Regions from separate parts of the Homo sapiens genome. Here region 1 is linked to region 2. Evidence: chromatin contacts called from ENCODE Hi-C or POLR2A ChIA-PET data. All regions are on one chromosome and are shown on one strand. Each heading gives the region's core, a stretch centred on a gene start or an enhancer-like site at or near the end of the contact. The rest is flanking DNA. Distances are from core to core; before and after follow the strand shown.

Region 1 (3,621 bases), core at 304-2,803, 78 kb after region 2:
CTCGGTGCCTGTAACACTCGGTAGCCCGCCATCCGTCCACCACCCCCACCCACTTACTCTCATGCTGCTAGGATTCATATTTCAGGTGTTAGTTTACATGGGGTTTTCCCAGAGGAGGTTGCTCTTTATGCGCTTTTTGCACTTTTGCTATCTCCATCTTCACTCCACTTCTAATCCTTGGTTGGTTTGTCTGCCCATCTCAGCTCACGACTTATCTGCGTCCTCCCGCCCACGTGTTCTTTGACTATTCCTCCAAATTGGCCTTGGCATAGTCTCCCCTAATCTGTGCCATGGCCGACTTCTTTTTCCATGCCCTTCCATTCATAGCTTCTCCCTTATTCATGCTCCTGGGCTCCTTTCTTTTCTTTATTGCAACATTTCCAAGGTGTTTCCAGGAGCCCTTCTAACTCTGAGATTCAGGAAATCTGGATTTATATACCCACTCTGCATTTATTTATATGTGATCTAGGAAAAATAACTTCTTCTGGCTAGATCTGATCTACCACAAAAGTCCCCAAAATGGACTAAATCAGAAGTCAGCAACCATTTTTTGAAGCAGCCTGATAGTAAATGTTTTAGACTCTGCCGGGGTGGACTCCCATCTGAAGGTTCTGGGGAAGAGCATGTTTCCAGGCACATTTAGGTTGTTGGCAGTATTTAGTTCCTTGTGATATAGAATGGAGGTCTCCATTTCTTGGCTACCATCAGCGGAAGCCGCTCTCAGCTCCAAGAGGCTGTGCTCCAATCCCTCCATTGTCAAAGTCAGCAGCAGTGCATCAAATCCTTCTTGTGAGTCAAATCTTTCTAACTTCCTCTCCTGCCACCAACTGGAGAAAATTGCTAATCTTCCTATCTTCAAGTCAAAGAATTGGTAATGTTAATTACATCCGCAAAATCCCTTTTGTCATGTTAATGTAACAAAATCATGGGAGTAATAGCCAGCATATTTATATTCCTGGAGATTAGAGCAGGAAATCTTGAAGACTTGGGGAAAATATTTTTTTACAATTCTGCCTGCCACACTTAGAGTGGGCTTTGTGCATTGGCCCTTGACTTCAATCTGTTCCCTTAGACCTACAGTTATTGGCGTGGCTCTGACAACACCTTCCTCTTATTTCTGTGGCTGACATCTGTTGATTCACTACATCCCCACTAACCCTGGTGAAAAGATACCTGCCTCCACCTCCCACCTCATTCCCAGCATTCCCTTCAGGCCTCATTTACATAGAACTGGAAAGTGACGTGGGAACTTATTTCTACGTTCACCCTACTCTCCAAGCACCAAATTTTAATCCTAGTGTTTTTGTTTGTTCGTTTGTTTTCTCCCCACACCACCTCCCTGTTTTCAGGATAAGGGAGAATATCTCCCCTTCCATAGCTCTCCCAGGTCCACTCTGAATCTTAGGGGAAATCTATGCCTTCCGGGATTTCTCTACATTACTATGCCCCCTTTCTTTAAGGCTGGCTGATCCTCAAAGTCATCCCAGTTTACTCTTGGCTTCAAAAAATGCTCAGAATAATGAATCACAACAAAAATGAGTTCTCCTTGAGATGAGTCAGCTGAGACAAGAGTGGAAACTCATGAACAGAAAACCAGTCTAACTTGCTTTGCCATTCGTGGTAACTTGGTTTCCGGACATCATTGCTCCTGGAAAGAGAAATGGTGTTTGACAGGAGCCAAGGAGAATCCTTGCTGTCATGACTGAACAGAAAGATGTTTTCACAGAGGCTAAGAAACGGGGGCGGGGTGCAGGTTTGTATTATCTGGGGGTAAAACACTAGGTTCTACTGCACATCAAGCCAGAAGACAAAGCCAGGAAGATGAGAAAACCAAATTAAAATCAGTCAGAAAAGAGAATCTTCAAGGCTGAACATTACCTCCAAGAAAAATGTCCCCAAGTCAGTATCTAAGAAGGTGAATTGAAAGAGGCTTCTATGATCAAATATGAGGGAGGGGGAAATGGGTGGGAAAGAATTAAGCAAGTTTTCTGACTGCAGAATATTTCACTCTTTAAATATTTAATGGGCATCCAGAATGTCCAAAGATGGGATACAGCAGGGTCAGTGAACTTTTTCTGTAAAGGGCCAGATGGTAAATATTTTAGGCTTTGCAGGCCAAATGGTCTTTGTCGCAAGTACTCAACCCTGCCATTGCAGCAGAAAAGCAGCCACAAACAATATATAAATGAAGAGGTGTAGCTGTGTTCCAAGAAGATTTTGTTTACAAAAACAAGCAGGGGGGTAGGATTTGCCAGAATTTGACAGCCTGCAAGGATAGGATATACAACATTAACCACATTTATTGGATCACAGAATCCCTCCATTCATTCATTCATTTGTTATTTTTATGGGACAAAATTAGGAGTTCCACCAGCAAGGCATGACTCTGGTTCACTATTGTTTCATGAAGGCAAACTCGGAGAATATAAGGGAAATAATGGATATATGGGAATATAAGGGAAAATAAGGGAACTCGGAACACAGAAGACTCTCAAACAAAATTTGTTGAATAGAACACATGGAATTAAGTAGTACAACAAAAAAGTCTTTCCAGGAGAATGAAATACACTGATGAGAGTTGATATATTTGAAACAATGATTCAGAACAAGAAGCAACTATGTTTTAGAATAAAATAAAAAGGAGACTAGAAGAGAACTCAGGATGAGGAGAAAGAAGAGGAGGCAAAAAATAAGGAAAGAAATATTATCAAAAGAAGAGGGGGAGGAAAAGGAAGAAGAGAAGGAATAAAGATGAGTTTCCACCCACAAGAAAATGGCTTTCTCTGCCCCTGGCTGTGTATGAGAGCATCGGCATCAGTGTCCTGAAAGGGAAAACCTTTAATGAGGTGCTAAAAAACCCTCCTTGGCATTAATTAACAAGATCACTAGGCTGTCATAATTGCAGAAAGATAAATCATCAAGAGATATTTCTTAACAGAAATGCAGGTCATTACAAAATACTGTTTAAAGTCACATTTACATATAAAAGGATCAAATGGATGTTGTTCCACTTGGCACCCACATCCCCTCCACTCTCCACTGTGCTCCATGCACAGGAATCAGCACACAGCTCCAGGTAAGCCAGGGGCTTTGAAATCTTTACAGAGCATCCTCCCAGAGGGGCTTGATGGATGCAGAGATGTGAGAACTGAAGGAAACCTTTGCAGGCAAAATTTCAGGACTGAAACACAGTGTCTCCGCCTGATTAACTGCCATTTACGTTACTAAATGCCTGAATCCCTCACTTCACTGGGGTCTCCATGAGACCATTGGCCTTGTCTTTTTTTTTGTTTTTTCTGCATTGTGTTCTTAATGTTCAGCCTGTACTAGGACACTCAGTAGATGCATGTTAAAAGCAGTCATCAATTCTTCAGGACTCAGCTAAAAAGCTGCCTCCTTTCAGAAAGTTTCCCACATGTCCCAGTCTGGATGAAGGATCTATATCCTGAGACACTGTGGCATCCTGTGCTCTCTTGTGTGGTGGGACTTAGAGAAGTAAATTGACATGTTTACTGCAGCAATATTTACAATGGCAAAGATATGAAAGCAAGCTAAGTGCCCATCAATGGATGAATGAATAAAGAAAATGGTGCATATACACAATGGCATATTAGCCATAAA
Region 2 (3,187 bases), core at 208-2,707:
CAATTCTATTGCCATCTGATTTATCTACTGTGAGGTCGAAAGGCCTGTAACTACCACAAGTAAAAGCTGTTGCCTGGCTAGATCAGCAATAAGGAAATTAATCAGAGTTCTCTACACAGAAATATCTAATCCATAGGGATTAATATAGCACATAATCCACACCCATCTAATTTTTCTTCTAAAGTACACTGGACTAAAGTTATGAATTAGCTAACCTTTGTATGCTGGTCACCCTTTGCACATAAGAAGAATTTGGTATATGAATATAAAACACTGGCCACAGAGTCTCCTTCAACTTTAATCTGACAGTTTCCTATATATTATATTATACTATATTGCTAGTATTCATTGTTTCAAATCATATGTTATATATTATATATCACTTTTATACTATATATTCATATATATTCTAAATAAGTGTATATGATATTTATTATTTATAATACTTTTGTATATACATTTATGTCATAAAGACATGTTAAGTACAGAAAGTTTTGAAAATTTAATCAAGATGGAAAATGTTCACTGAACTTCCATAACTACTGGTAATATTTTTATGTTTCATTCTAGTCTTTTACAGTTGGATTTTTTTCCAGAGTAGAGAGACCTTTTGTTGTTGTTAATGTAGCTTTGACCCTAAGGCTTTAAAAATTTTGTTTTCTGCTTTACCATTTAACCCAGCATTTTAGCACTAGGATCTTCTATAGTACTGAGGACTTCAAAAGATTTTCCAATAGCTGAATGCCCAGTACATTTACCACTTATAGACGAAACCAAATTGTATAGTTGGATTTGAAAAGTGCTTTCTGTATTCCCTTATTATAAGTAATAATTTAGAAAACGTTTCTCTCTTCATAACTATCTTTTTTATTTCAGATTGCGTCTTTAGCTTAAACCTAGAAGGTCCAATGTCACAAGACTTTTAAGCCCAACTTCACGACAGAAAGCTTCCATTGATTTTTGCCACACTCATCATCAGTGGGTATACATCTCTCTCTACCTTCACAATCCTGGAATATGCATATGTTGAAGGAGGAATACTGTTAATTTCATCAGTGTAAAATTTTTATCCTTGTTTGTTAAATAAATGTATTTCTTCTACTGAATTGCTTTTTAAATTGACTTCACTTTTTTTACATAGCTCTTAAAAAGGAGAGTTATTGCTTTTTCATATCTCCAAAGTTTGGGTGCTAATTAATCTGCACCTCTAAAAGTTAAAGTAAGTTACCCACAGGTTTTTTCTAGTCCTGAAAAGCAATTTATCTGCCTGTTTCAAATTATAACCACATCAATGATGATGATGATGATATTGTCCTTGGGCATATATGTGAAAGAAGCAACTCGTGAGAAGTGGGGCCAACTTGTTTTGGAGATTCCAGGACTTGTCTTTGGGCAAGTCTCCTTCCTGACAACCCCCTCCCCAGTCTGTGGGGACAGATTCAGGCTTGTGTGGCACTTGAATACTCTCGATCTGCCCTTATGTAATAAGTGTTACTCATGTCCCAGTATGAGTCACCCAATCCCTCGCCCGGGGCATCTCCGCCAGGCTGTAGAGTTTCCCACCTGCCCTGATCCCTGTCTGAATAGAGATAGCATGACTCAGCGCCGGGGAAAGGGTGGTTCTCTCTGTCTAGCTGATGTCCTCAGCTCCAGGAAGCTCTGGGCTTGCGGCATGACAGCAGAGAGAAGGGCCACGCTGCTCACGTCAGCAGTGCCCCACTGAGGGGGCCCGATGCAGGAAGAGGCAGCCCAGAGGCCAGCCGGTCCCCACCACCCAGCTACCGGGTTTGGAGAGGAAACACAGAGCAGTGTCTATTTAGATCTTCAGCGAGGTTTCCTTTCTTTCTCCACGGTCTCACGGGCAGTCAGAAGGATATGAATAATAATAACAACTGCTACTATTTTTTGAACACTGAATGCTTGCATTTGGCAAGCATCGTGCAAGGTATTTTACACATGTTAACACATTTAATCATCACAACAAGACAATGAAGGAGCTCCTATCATTTTGCCCATATGAAAGATGCGAAAACTAAGGCCCTGAGGGAATAAGTCCAGTCCACATAGCTGGGTAAGACACAGATCTGGAATTGAAACTCGGTCTCCAGAGCTTTCTCTCTTAACCACTAGACCAGTCTTTTCAAACTGTAAAGTGTACATGAATCACCCCGGGATCCTGTTAAAATGCAGATTCTGATTCAGCAGGTCTGGGATGAGACCTGGGAGTCTGCATTTCTAGCAATCTCCCAGGTGAGGAAGATGCTACTGATCCACGCCCCACCTGTTGAGGAACATGGCTCTATATTATACTGCTTTCACACTATGCTTTGGACTAGTCTTTAGTGGGAAAATACTGTATTCACTTAACTCTTTCTTTATCCATTCATTGTCTATTTATACTTTCAGACAACAACCACGGAATCCCCACCATGAGTCAAGCATGGAGAACATAGAGATGGACATGGCTCCCTCATAAACATGGAAAAAATCAGTTCAACAAGGAGACAAGACCCTCTATCACACACATATATAATTATAATTATACAGCAAGATAAGGCTGAAAACAGAGGGTTGTTCTGTGCATGGTGCATAAAGAAGAGGTGATCTTGCCAGTGAGTCAGAGAAAGTGCTCCAAAGCGTGGAGGGAGGAAGCCCAGGCATGATGTACCTCAAAGGTCTGGTCTCCTAAGAATAGTGAGATGTTCTCCTATTTGTAGCCCAGGATTCATGGTGGGTAGAAGGGGAGAAGAGGCTCTCAGGATAGACAAGAGACAGTCTCCTCGCTAGAGACCCCTCCCTTCCCATGCCCCCATCCCGTGGCTATTTTTCTCCTTTTGTTTGTCTTATTCCTTCCACAAAGACTATTCTTACCCAAACACCAAACACCGCCCATAAGCTGGATCACTTCAAGATCCAGTCCAAATGTCCTTCCTCCACATTTTCTCAGACCCCTCCCTTCCCATGCCCCCATCCCATGGCTATTTTTCTCCTTTTGCTTGTGTTATTCCTTCCACAAAGACTATTCTTACCCAAACCCCAAACACTGCCCATAAGCTGGATCACTTCATGATCCAGTCCAAATGTCCTTTCTCCACATTTTCTCCAAAGCGCACGACCTTCATATACATGAGAAGGAACTCTTGCCAGTGGCGGCTTATTCTGTGCCAGACACCTTGTTAAGGTTTTT

What was found. A loop is a pair of places that touch in the nucleus more often than their neighbours do. ChIA-PET counts read pairs that join two places held with the same protein, here RNA polymerase II (POLR2A). Pooled maps may share reads with other maps.
Region 1: a map of mammary epithelial cell shows a loop between it and region 2 (2.4-fold over the local background). The contact joins two enhancer-like sites. A Hi-C loop is called at or near these places in 1 of 168 maps with a recorded cell type or tissue (mammary epithelial cell) and 2 of 50 pooled maps. POLR2A ChIA-PET finds 5 or more read pairs at or near these places in 1 of 52 experiments (BJ).

The regions. Positions count from the first base shown.
Region 1 is chr16:80,103,763-80,107,383 of GRCh38, forward strand. All of the region lies in intron 2 of LOC105371357 (a long non-coding RNA gene), which reads left to right. The region is part of intron 2 of LOC105371358 (a long non-coding RNA gene); the gene reads right to left. Among named protein-coding and RNA genes, the nearest start is that of LINC01228, 280 kb to the left of the region's middle. Within about 2 kb of position 1,554, at least 2 of the 41 ENCODE cell types and tissues checked have a DNase peak (open chromatin) inside an H3K27ac peak, as active enhancers do; they include mammary epithelial cell, where a contact is called at or near this core.
Region 2 is chr16:80,025,699-80,028,885 of GRCh38, forward strand. No RefSeq gene overlaps it. Among named protein-coding and RNA genes, the nearest start is that of LINC01228, 200 kb to the left of the region's middle. RefSeq lists enhancers at 1,088-2,287, 1,797-1,856. Within about 2 kb of position 1,458, at least 6 of the 41 ENCODE cell types and tissues checked have a DNase peak (open chromatin) inside an H3K27ac peak, as active enhancers do; they include mammary epithelial cell, where a contact is called at or near this core.